Linked DNA regions of Homo sapiens: all the other regions are linked to region 2. Evidence: chromatin contacts called from ENCODE Hi-C or POLR2A ChIA-PET data. All regions are on one chromosome and are shown on one strand. The core of a region is the stretch at or near the end of the contact, and the rest is flanking DNA. Distances in the headings are between cores, read along the strand shown.

Region 1 (4,055 bases), core at 1,556-4,055, 190 kb after region 2:
TCAGCTTCCTCCAGAGCCTCCTCTCCTGCTATCAGTCTGTGTGCTTGCCTGGTTTTTCCTCCCTTTCCTATTTTGGATACTGGTCTAGATGTGTATCTTCTTCCTCCTCTTTTCACTTATGGGTTGAACTTCCAAACTTTCTGCCTCCTACCCTAACCCCTGCAAGCAATCTTGATTGTGATTCCATCTTCTGCTTTTTCATCTCCTTTGAGCCAGTCTTAGCTTATCCTCTAGGCCAGCCTGGCTTTTTAATGTAGCTGAAAACATCTGTGTTGCTGTTGCTTCTGTCTTTCTATGCCAGAGCCTTCCTGAGGCCTGTGGGGAAGGGTGTGAAGGATAATGATTTGACAAAATGTCCTTCATGGCCAGGCAGGCAGCATTCTTCTGGTGGCCTTAGCAAGGGAATGGGTTTTATCTCTGGTAGGGAGAAAGGGGCTTGAGGCTGGACTTAAGAGTGCTACTAAGGGGATAAGACTTAGGTAAAAGAAGGCAGTAGTAGCAAGTGGGGCTTCAGGGAGGGCCAGGTAGCTAACATCTGGTATGGGTCACTGTGAGTCGAATGCCATTACTGTCCTTATATTCCAGTTTTCAGGGCTGTCCCATGGTCAATATGAAGAAAACAGAGGGCTTTCTTTTCAGTCTAGTATGCTTATTCTGGGGTTTCCTCTGTCTCCTCATGCCATATTCTCATTGTCACCTCTGCCTGCTCTGAGTATCTTGTCAACTGAATTGCTATCCCTTTTGTTTTTGCTCTGTTCTCCCCCTGCCTTTCTAATTTCTACTATCTCTTCTTTATACCCTTCCTCAGCTTTGTCCTAATGGGCTTAGCTTTTCTAACTATCTCCAGCCGTTGAGAATGTTGACAGGCTCAGCAGTTGCAGTCTCTCACTATATCTTTGTCATTACTACACTGGGTATCCTGCATACTGTACCCCCATCCCCATGCACACTTTTTTTTTTAAGTGCTCAGAGCTATTGCGCTTAAGTGGGAGCTCCAGATAAGTAAGACACTCTTCAGAGGTTGGTGGGAAGTAGGGCTTTACACCATGGATCAATCTCCTGCTGCTTATATGTTCTCCTTTGCCAGTGACCTTTGTACTGTAGTCATTTCATGGGTGTGAAGTCATGTAGCATGTGGCAAATTACTTGACTAAGGGAGCAGCCTCATCATAGCTCTGTGTCTGTGACAGTCAGCATTGTTCTTGTCCATTCAAAATCTGTTGGTCTGAATACCTCTTTCTTATTGTTATATGCTTAGATATTCATTTTGTGGTAATTTTTATTTTGCCAGAGGTTTCTTTGTCAGTATCATGGTATTTTTAGATAAAACCTTGGGACTCCCTGGAATAGATGTGTATAATTATTCTTTCTTCCTAGGACTGAAACTCAGACTACAGGTGCAGAAAACAAAGCTAAAAAGCTTACATTGCCTCTATTTGGTGCCATGAAAGGAGGAAGCAAATTCAAATTAAAAACTGGAACAGTAGGGGTAAGTTGTGAGTCAGGGTGTTAAACTTTTAGCCCTTGAGTTATCCCTGAGCTAATTTTTCTCTTTTCTTTTTTGAAACTACAAATGACTCATTCCATAGTAATGTGAGAAAGGGCTGTGGGCTTGGTATGATCACATCTTTCCCAGAACTTGGTTCTTGGATTCTTTTTTTTTTTTTTTTTTGGAGACAGAGTCTCACTCTGTCACCAGGCTGGAGTGCAGTGGCGTGATCTCGGCTGACTGCAACTTCCGCCTCCCGGGTTCAAGCAATTCTCCTGCCTCAGCCTCTCGAGTAGCTGGGACTACAGGCGTGCTCCACCATGCCCAGCTAATTTTTGTATTTTTAGTAGGATGGGACTTCACCATGTTGGCCAGGATGGTCTCCATCTCTTGACCTCGTGATCCACCTGCCTTGGCCTCCCAAAATGCTGGGTTTATAGGCATGAGCCATTGTGCCTGGCCAGTTTGTGGATTCTTTTTCTCAGCTTAGGGTTATCAAGAATTGATGAATTAATTTATGCCAATCAATTTGCAAGTAAATGGTTTGTAAATTAGAATCATAGTTTATTAATTTCTCATGAATGTTGCATTTAAGAATGGGTCTCCTGCATTAAATGCTTTTCCCCAGGTGGATAGATGTAGTGTTCAGACTCACCAACATTTAAGAACATAGTGTGTGCACTTGCCTCTGCCATATGATTTTTCTTCATTTAATCCTTCCAACACCTTTTGCTGTGTGGGAATTATTGCCTCTTACAAATGAGGAAATAGAGTCAGAGAAGTTAAATACCAGATCACACCAGCGTTATGTAACTAAGCTGGTAATCAGATCCAGGTCTGTCTCTTGAGCTTTATGATTTCCCTGCTACCCTACAATATATGTCTGTCTGTATGTTTTTGCTTTATCTATATTCCTATTCATAGATTCAGCTTTTAAAAGGTTTTCATTACCCCTAAGAGCTGAACCTTGAGTATTAGTTTGCTAGGGCCACCATAACAAAATACTAGGGATTGGGCAGCTTAAACAACAGAAATTTATTTGTTCACAGTTGCCAGCAGGGTTGGTTTCCTCTAAGGCCTCTCTGCTTACCAATGGCTGCCCTCTTGCTGGCTCTTCAGATGGCCATCCCTCTGTGCACTTGCACTCCTGGTGTCTCTTCTTCTTCTTCTAAGGACATGAGTCATACTGAGTTAGGGCCCCACCCTAATAGTGTCATTTTAATTCAGTTTAATTTAATTTACAGTCATATTCTGAGGTACTGGGGCTTGGGACTTCAAACATGAATTTGGGCAGCAGGGGGCACAATTCGTCCAAAACACCCTGAATTAGGGTATACTGCCCTCTGGTGGCAGAAATCTGAAGTCCTAGCTATGTATTCTTTTTGTTTGTTTCATTGAGAGACAGTCTCACACTGTCACCCAGGCTGCAGTGCAGTGGCCATCTCGGCTCACTGCAACCTCCTCCTCCCGGGTTCAAGCGATTCTCCTGCCTCAGCTTCCCGAGTAGCTGGGATTACAGGCACCCACCACCACGCCCAACTAATTTTTTGTATTTTTTTTTAGTAGAGACAGTTTTTCACCATGGCCAGACTGGTCTCGAACTCCTGACCTCATGATTCACCTGCCTCGGCCTCACTATGTATTCTGAATGAGTAATGGTTTACCTAACAAGTAGGCTTTTCAATCTGTTGCGGTGGGGACTTAGGTTTTAAATAGAAAACTTTTTACTAAACAGCCCTCCTTAGAGAATTTTAGAACTAAGTCCTATATTTAAAAGATAATATAGGCCGGGCGCGGTGGCTCATACCTGTTATCCCAGCACTTTGGGAGGCCGAGGTGGGTGGATTGCTTGAGCTCACTAGTCGAGACCAGCCTGGGCAACATGGTGAAACCCCGTCTCTACTAAAAATACAAAAATTAGCTGAGCACGGTGGCCTGCGCACCTATAACCCCAGCTACTCAGGAGGCTGAGGCAGGAGAATCGCTTGAACCGGGGAGGCAGAGGTTTCAGTGAGCTGAGATCGCACCACTGCACTCCAGCTTGGGCCACAGAGCAAGACTCTGTCTCAAAAAAAAAAAAAAAAAGATATAACCAAGATATGCTTTGGTTCCTTCCCTCTATTCCATAACTGTGATCAACCTTTTCTAATAAATACTTTTATTGAATGGCTTTGATTAGAATATTTAGCTTTATTCTTTGAGAAATGTCTTCCTCCTTTTCTTCAGGATCTGTTTGATGGATTTACATGCCTTGTTTCCTTGAAATTACGCTAAGTCTAAAATGAAAAAGCAGCACAAATGACTTATTTCTGATTGTCTGATTTATTCCTTAGAAGATTTTGTAATCAATTGAAATCCTTTAATATCATGAGTTATAACAGTCCAGAATTCCTGTAGCTGGCACTCATCTGAAATAACTATTTTAGTTCCTTACAAGCTATTTTCAAGTGTTTTGTATTTAGTAATCTTTGACTCTAGGAACTAATAAAGACACTTGTTTAGGGTCTATAGAGGGGTAAAATTTCATGTCAAAGTCCCACCTCCAGCAGACTTCTGTGGAGTTCAT
Region 2 (4,288 bases), core at 898-3,397:
AATTAATTTATTTTTTGAGGCAGAGTCTCGCTCTGTCACCCAGGCTGGAGTGCAGTGGTGCGATCTTGACTCACTGCAACTCTGCCTCCTGAGTTCAAGCGATTCTCCTGCCTCAGCCTCCCGAGTAGCTGGGATTACAGGCATGCGCCACCACATCTAGCTAATTTTTGTATTTTTAGTAGTTTCACCACGTTGGCCAGGATGGTGTCGAACCCCTGACCTCGGGTGATCTGCCTGCCTCGGCCTCCCAAAGAGCTTGGTTTACAGGCATGAACCACTGCGCCTGGCCTAGAACCATGATTAAATCCATGTATGTGTAAATCCATAAACCATAATCCCAATTTCTTTATTAAGGTACCCCAGTACATATTACACACTCAGTTATGGAACATCTTATTTATTTTTAAGACACAGCCTCACTCTGTCACCCAGGCTGGAGTGCAGTGGTGTGATCACGTCTCACTGCAGCCTCGACCTCCTGGGCTCAGGAGATCCTCCCACTTCAGTGACCCCAGCAGCTGGGCCTACAGGTGCTTGCCACCACACGAGGCTATTTAAAAAAAATTTTTTTTTTTTGGACAAAGTCTCACTCTTGTCCCCCAGGCTGGAGTGCAGTGGCACGATCTCGGCTCACTGCAACCTCCACCTCCCGGGTTCAAGCGATTCTCCTTCCTCAGCCTCCTGAGTAGCTGGGATTACAGGCGGCTGCTGCCACGCCCGGCTAATTTTTGCATTTTTAGTAGAGATGGGGTTTCACCATGTTGGCCAGGCTGGACTTGAACTCCTGACCTCAGGTGATCCGCCCGCCTCGGCCTCCCAAAGTACAGGGATTACAGGTGTGAGCCACCGCACCTGGTCAAAATTTTTTTGTAGAGGTCTTGGAATCTTGGGCTCAAGTGATCCTCCCACCTTGGCCTCCCAAATTGCTGGGATTACAGGTGTGAGCCACTGGGCCTGGCCAGACATCTTATTCTTATTAGCTTTGTATTATTCTGTCCTTTGAATTTTGAATGTCCTTTCCTCTTGTCTATCAATTTTTCACACTGCTTTTCAGTTTACAATGCTCTTTTGTGTATATTACTCTATATAACTCTTCCCCAAGTCCCCTAAAGTTGCTATTAGTACTCATGTTTTTTCAAATGAAGAAGTTGGTGAGTGCTCCGAGACATTGTATAATAAAGGCTAAAGTTAGAGATATCAGGTCATTTGTTTAAAGTACTGGTGGCCAGTCTGGGCAACATGGGGAAACCTCGTCTCTACAAAAAACAAAAACAAAAACAAACAAAGAAACAAAAAATTACCCGGGCGTGCTAGCGCACGTCTGTAATCCCAGCTACTTGGGAGGCTATGGCAGGAAAATCCCTTGAACCCGGGAGGCGGAGGTTGCAGTGAGATCGAGCCACTGCACTCCAGCCTGGGCAACAGAGCAAAACTCTGTCTCAAATAGTTAAATAAAGTAGTGGTTGACCTGAAATAAGGACAAGGTAAGAAATTTTAAAAAGAAAATAAGAAAGTAGTGGTGGAGCTAGGACTTAAATTCTGGTGTGCTAACTCCAAAGCCCACCCTTTCTTCACCATGTTTCAGGGCTCCTCCCCTAGTGCCCAGCCTCTCCTGAATCAGAATACACGGTTCGGTCTTTGCACTCCCCCTTCAGGGCTTGCACCTAAGGCGCTTATTTAATTATGGGCACATGCATACTCGCTGCTTACATGTGCACCTCACCCTCTAATACGAGCCTCCTGAAGGGAGGGACATAAGTCGGGTGGTTTGGGATTCCTACGAACCCCAGCATGGGGCCTGTACACAACTGATGTGAATGAAATGTAAGGAAAGCTACAAGTCCTTAGCCCTGCATCTCGCCTCCTGGACGCTGTATCGACAGGCCAAGATCCAGATCATCGCTATATCCCTTACAGCCTTCTGCACACAGTAGGAGGTCAACATCATTAAACTTCAGTTCCCCCACTTTTCTTGGAACATAAAGCATAAGGGGGAGGGACTGGCACGCAATTCCTCACCTGAGGGCTCAGCAGGGTCCTCAGGTGCTTCAAGTGCATGACGCACACCTGTCTTTCAGATGCTCCTAGACAGCGACAACTCCCGTGGTTACCTGGACAACCCGCCACGCAGCCGCAGCGACAGGCACTGACGCTTATGCGACCGGAGCGCAACACGCGTCGCAAGGTCACACGTAACTTTGCGGCGAAGCAAACAGAACGTGCGCAAGCGCGGTGAGATCTAGGGCGGGCCCTTGAGAGGGCTTCATGAATGTTCTCCTTGACCAATCCCGTCGCCGCATGCAAACTCAAGACCAAGCCCCGCCCACAAGCCTTCAGCCAGCCCCAGGTCCTACGTCATAGCGGTCCGTCTCGCTCTTCGATGTACCTGACTTTCTGAGTGCACTCTCTTAATCCTCACAACTCTGGAGGGAAGCAGGGCGGTTTCCATGATAGGCCTTCTGCAGTTGACGGAATTGTACCCAAATAGGTTACATGATTTGCACGGGATCGCAAGGCTAATAACGATAGCTAACGATGAATACTCAGTATGTGTCTGCCAGGTACTGTGTAAAGTATTGTACGTGCATTTATATCATTTAATCCCAAAACCACCTTTTGAAGGGGATAGCGTTATTATTAGTCTCATTTTACATAACAGGAGACTCAGGGCACTTGCTCAAACTAACACAGCCAGCGAAGGACTTGGAACTGGAGTTCAACCCAGAGTTAGTAGCTTTAAACAGCTTTTATGTTCCTTCTCAACTCCTAGCTCGCTCTCTCCATGCCACGATACTATAACCTGTCACATTCCCATCCCAATAAATGACATTTATTCTCAGAATCTGGAAGATGAGTGTTTTGGAACTAGCTGCCAAAGAAACGTAAGGTACCCTACTTCCTAATTGGGTAATGGTGGGTTAAAGACTGCTGTTTACATTGGAATGTTTTTATGGTTCAGTTTGTTGTTGTTGTTGTTTTGAGACAGAGTTTCACTCTTGTTGCCCAGGCTGGACTGCAATGGCGCGATCTTGGCTCACTGCAACCTCTGCCTCCCGGGTTCAAGAGATTCTCCTGCCTCAGCCTCCCAAGTAGCTGGGATTACAGGCATGTGCCACCACGCCCGACCAATTTTGTATTTTTAGTAGAGACAGGGTTTCTCCATGTTGGTCAGGCTGGTCTCAAACTCCCGACCTCAGGTGATTTGCCCGCCTTGGCCTCCCAAAATGCTGGGATTACAGGCGTGAGCCACCGTTCTCGGCCTGTGGTTCAGTTTTGAGGGCAGACCTGACTTGGCTCACCCGATAGGTTGTCTTGTGATACCTGGGGTTAGAGATTGGTTAAGTAGAAAAGAGACTGACTTGTTGATCTTTGGAGTCCCGTTCAGAATTTTTGGCCTATCTTCTAACATACCAGAGAGATTGAAATGCAGAAAGGAGTTATTCATAAGCCTGCTCTGAAATGATCCAAAGTTGGGAAGATCTGTAACTCTCCAGGAAGTGTAACATATGCTCTCCAGACAGACTGTGGGTCCAGAAGCCTTCCCCCACAGTGGTTTGCAAGTGTCAACAGGTGTTTGTCTCATGGCCACCAACCACCCCTTAGAAAATAGGAAAGAGCAGAGGACAGCCCCTATTTTCACAGGAAACAAGTAGGCCTCAGAGCTCAAATGAGAATTATTTTGACAGGGGAGTCCCAACCCCTCAGTTTTATTTTCAGAATCCTCCTCTGGATATGGTGGCAGAGCATGAATATAAACTCATTTATGAATTACAGTTATTACTGACTTTGACTGACTAAACAGAGACAGAGATGAAAGGGAATGCAAAAGAGGGAAGAACAGACACAGGAACACATAGGATAGGAGCATGTGGCACCAAGGAATCCATGAGTGTAGCTGTCCTTTCATTAGTCCCCAAGACACTGCTTAGTCCTTTTCTGACCATTAGCCCAGGGTTGATGGAGGAGTCAGAAGAGTAAGTGGTGAGGAGCTGTGCTGTCGATGCAAGCAGTGAAGATAAAAAGGCTACTACCCTCTCATATGATATGTATTAGTATTCAGTGGTGCAGGAACTTATATCTTTCTCTTCTCTTTTTCCCCTTCTCACCCAACAAAGCAAAAGAATCTGGGGTTAGTTTTCTATACCTCTTCTTCCTGGCCCTATCCTAGGGTGGGGTATTATCACACCTTGCAATGCTCCTGTCAAGTAGGTGATGGTGTAAGGGGCCCTTGGAGGGTCAGGAGAGAGACAAGGTGAGGAAATGTCTTCAGCATACTATACAGTCAGCT
Region 3 (3,715 bases), core at 659-3,158, 170 kb before region 2:
GGCCCTGAGGGAATCTGAGCCTGGGCAAAGGGCCCAGCGTGTCAGTTCCCATCATAGCCACACTGTCCAGCATGAGTCACCACACACGTAGCCAGGTGAGTCATACAGGCTGACGGACGCTGAGGACAGGACAAGAGGTGGTTGGGCACCGGAGACTGGAGAGGGGCCCAGGGAAGGGCCAAAGAATCCATCTCCTGGCCATTCATGCAGTTAAGTTTCTGTGCCGATGCAGGGCTGTTCTGGTCACAGGATCCCTGTTCCACTCTGGCCTTCAGTAGCCCCCAATCCCTTCCAATAGTCCTCTTCTCAGAAGGCCAGTCATCACTAGAATCCTGTTCCCCTTCTCTAAACATGGGCAAGACCTCATCTTAATGTGATCACTCTTTGCACCCCAATGTTCTAAGGCCTTCTGACATTCCCCCTCTAAGACTTACTTATCTTCATGCCATCCTCTTACATTAGCTAACTTGCAAAATGAAGATGGTAACAAATGCAGGTAGGTCACTGCATTACCTCTGTGAGGTTAGTACTCAATCACTGCATTTGGAGTGACTGGTATCTGATCACTCCAAATGGATCAGGATGGAGTGATCAGATACCAATATACTAACCTTGGAGATACATATTTAGGCAGTAAATGATAACAAAAGCAAATGAACGATATAAACAAAACTCAGGAAATTTTGGGTGAATTACGGAGAGGCACTCAAGAGGTCTCAAAGCTGATTACTGACACAGGAGTGTTCAGTTTTAATGCCATTTAAACTGTACATACACATCTTAATCATTCTTTTGTATGTTTCACAATAAAAAATACCAAGAAAAACTGGGGTAAGAGTCTTGATTCAGCACTTATTAGGTGTGATCTAATGTGGACTCAAGTAACCCTCCTAGCTCACACACCTTTGTGGGGGCCCTATGCCATAACGTATATGAAAGTGCTTTGCATACGGTAAAATGTTTTCCAAGTTGAGGCCTCCTGGGGCAATGCCTTTATCCTTCAGGGCTGACTGTTCAGCTTTTTGAGGACTTTGAAATCCTAAAACCCTACTGCACAGCTTGGCCAACTACGCATACCCCTTAAAAACAGCCTTGGGGACCACCCTCCAAAACAGACTGGGGACAGTGTAGGATGAAAGACAGCCAACCCTTCAAGAGAGCCGAATAGAAACAGGAAGTGAGGGTGGTGCAGTGGGGCAAGCCTCTGGCTTCCAAATCAGTCTGCCCTGGTCCCACTCAAGTCCTAGAGGGACACTCACCAGCTGTCAGGACCTGTACTTTCCACGGGTGAGCGGCCAGGGCCCGCTGGTATGCCCGCCAGAGTGCCATGCTTCCTGTCAAGCCAAGAGGAGAGGGGGTCACCCCCACCGTCCCTCTCCACGACTAAGAAGCCGCCTGACATTCCCTTGTGCCCACTCCCTTCCCCTTCCCACTTCCAATGTGACTTAAAGGGGCAGAGGCCACATGAAGGATGCTTCCCAGACAGCTTCCTGTCGCAGGAGTCGCCTTAGACAATTGGGGAAGAGAGAAAGGCTGTGGGAAGCTATGGACTCCTGGTAGCAGCCACCAGCCACCCCAACCTCATTCCTGAAGCCAGACCACCTGGAAGCCTCCGTTCCCGACGGAGACACTCATGAGGACAGCTTTGCTCTGGCTTCTACCCAGAGCTTGGGTGCCTCAAAAGATAGCTTGGTCCGTCTCCAGATTCAGACTTGGTTGGAACCAGTTTGTAACCTTCCTGAGTCCAGCTCCAAACCGAAAATAGGGCCCGTCACTGCCCGGATATAGGATGACCACACACCTTGTGGGCACTCATGGCTTGCGACGCTTTAAGCCAGAGACCGCAGATCACCCGCCACTCACCTGAGCGCCGAGCCTCCCTCCCACGTGACAGGCTGGCCTAGGAACTTCCGCCACAAGTCCCGCCCCTTCCTCCCAGCGTCCTTCGGATTACGCAGCCAGGACAGGAATGGGGGTGGACCGAGCCATGAATACCCGTGGAGAGCGGCCTAACTCGGCCACCCACTCTGTGAGAGACCCCTTTTCCAGCTGGACTGTGCCGGACCCTGGTGTGGGGCCCGCCAGCCATATTTCTCACCTAAGTTCGACCCTCTGCCTCCTCCTGCCCCTTCTCTCCGCGCGAGACCCGGGCCTCTCTCAATCCGGTAGTCTCATTGTTCAGCCCACCCTCCCCGCATAACTGGCCATAACTACGATCCTTGTCTCAGCAATCGTAGTTAGGGAACTATAAGTTATAGTTAAGTGCGTGTTTTGTCTCTAGGTTCTTCACTGGCCTCAACTGTGAGCTCATGAGTGGGTAAAACTGGGGTCGTTCATATTTGTCGTCCTCATAGCAACTATTTCAGTGCTTTGCCGCAAACAGCCACTTAAGAAATACTGCGTATGTATGATTCTTCCACAGAAAGCATTGGAATTAGAACCTCAGAAGACATTAGGTATTGGCTCCCAAACTAACGGGCTGTGCAGCCTTGGTCATGACTAGACTTGATGTTAAGGCTCTGCATCTGTAAAATGAGGGAGGTTACACTATTGACTTTCCAAACTCGGCTCCTCAGTTCTAGGGATTTTTCAGATGTTTGTGTGTGGGGATGAGAGGGGCAGCATTACTACAGCTGCTTCTCCAACTTTTTTTTCCAAGTATATACTTCTCAAAAGACCCATTTTTAACGGGGCCCACAACTGCATGTTTGAAAACCAGTAAGCTAGGTGATTTCTTAATCCCCTTCCAGCTCTAACATTCTAAGAGTCTGTGAATATAGAGCAATATCCTTTCTAGAGCGTTGGAAATGTCTACAATATCCCTGGCAATGGACTTGTCAGGCTGGCAGGCTTTACTTATCTCCAGGGAGCCCACACGTCAGGAGGCACACTCTTTCAGGCTCTCCACCTGCCCAGCTCCACCCCCAATTTACTCAATTCCTTTATGATTAAGGCAGGGAGACTCCTGCCACAAATCCTGGAGAAACAGAGTAAGGAAGCAAGAGAAGTCAATGTCACAAACATTTAACTAAAATGCTATTTGCAAAACAGCATGCTAGAGGAGTGAACTGACAAAAGTAAATGTAATAGGAGACCAAATGTGGTAGGCTGTAAAGTTATATTCTGAAGTTAGACTGAGTTCAAATCCCCAGCACCACCACTTACTAGTTATATGACCTTGACCTTTTACAGACAGCTTACCCTCTCCAACTCTTTTATCATTAAGTAAAATGGCAATACCTACCTCATACAAGTGACACATGCGAAGTGCCTAAAATGGATCAAGTGCTTAATGCTTGTTTATCCTTTTTCCTCCCTTCCCCCTTGGGAACACAAGGGAGGGAAACTATTTTTTACTGGAGAAAACTGGGAAGCTCTTTGGTGAAGGTGGAATTTGAGCCGGGACCTTGAAGGATGAATTGAACTCAGGTGAAGATGGTGGAAAAAGACACTCTGGCGAAGGGAGGAATATGAGAAGAGGAATAAAGGTAGAGAAGTGTATGAACAATGGATAGTATGAAGTGGGTATATTGGGAGGGAGGGTTAGAAAGAGAAAAGGCTTGTTAGAGAAAAAGAACAAGGTCAAGACTAGGGCTGAGACTCAGTTGCAGAAGCAGGGCTGCCAGCACCAATCTACAGCCTCAAGTGTGGATCCCCAGGTCTCATCTTTTCTACCACTGAAAATAGGAAGGGGGCTGCCCTGTAGAATTGAGTA

The links. A loop is a pair of places that touch in the nucleus more often than their neighbours do. ChIA-PET counts read pairs that join two places held with the same protein, here RNA polymerase II (POLR2A). Pooled maps may share reads with other maps.
Region 1: a loop to region 2 is called in a map of CD8-positive, alpha-beta T cell, with 5 times the contacts of the local background. The contact joins the enhancer-like site here to the promoter of IFT172 in region 2. A Hi-C loop is called at or near these places in 2 of 168 maps with a recorded cell type or tissue (CD8-positive, alpha-beta T cell and naive thymus-derived CD4-positive, alpha-beta T cell), 6 of 37 single-sample maps with no recorded cell type and 15 of 50 pooled maps. POLR2A ChIA-PET finds 5 or more read pairs at or near these places in 1 of 52 experiments (activated B cell).
Region 3: a map of CD8-positive, alpha-beta T cell shows a loop between it and region 2 (20-fold over the local background). The contact joins the promoter of MPV17 here to the promoter of IFT172 in region 2. A Hi-C loop is called at or near these places in 4 of 168 maps with a recorded cell type or tissue (CD4-positive, alpha-beta memory T cell, CD8-positive, alpha-beta T cell and naive thymus-derived CD4-positive, alpha-beta T cell), 6 of 37 single-sample maps with no recorded cell type and 15 of 50 pooled maps.

What each region holds. Positions count from the first base shown.
Region 1 is chr2:27,680,871-27,684,925 of GRCh38, forward strand. SLC4A1AP (solute carrier family 4 member 1 adaptor protein) reads left to right here. Exons shown (of 14, transcript NM_018158.3): 9 at 1,378-1,489. Among named protein-coding and RNA genes, the nearest start is that of SLC4A1AP, 19 kb to the left of the region's middle. RefSeq lists an enhancer at 795-1,994. Within about 2 kb of position 2,806, at least 9 of the 41 ENCODE cell types and tissues checked have a DNase peak (open chromatin) inside an H3K27ac peak, as active enhancers do.
Region 2 is chr2:27,487,596-27,491,883 of GRCh38, forward strand. It overlaps IFT172 (intraflagellar transport 172), which reads right to left and starts at 2,148. Exons shown (of 48, transcript NM_015662.3): 1 at 2,020-2,148. The coding sequence starts at 2,058. It overlaps FNDC4 (fibronectin type III domain containing 4), which reads right to left. Exons shown (of 7, transcript NM_022823.3): 7 at 4,288.
Region 3 is chr2:27,321,189-27,324,903 of GRCh38, forward strand. It overlaps MPV17 (mitochondrial inner membrane protein MPV17), which reads right to left and starts at 1,909. Exons shown (of 8, transcript NM_002437.5): 1 at 1,864-1,909; 2 at 1,260-1,334. The coding sequence starts at 1,329. RefSeq lists enhancers at 1,304-1,353, 1,364-1,453, 1,464-1,513, 1,564-1,623, 1,746-2,718 and 2 more.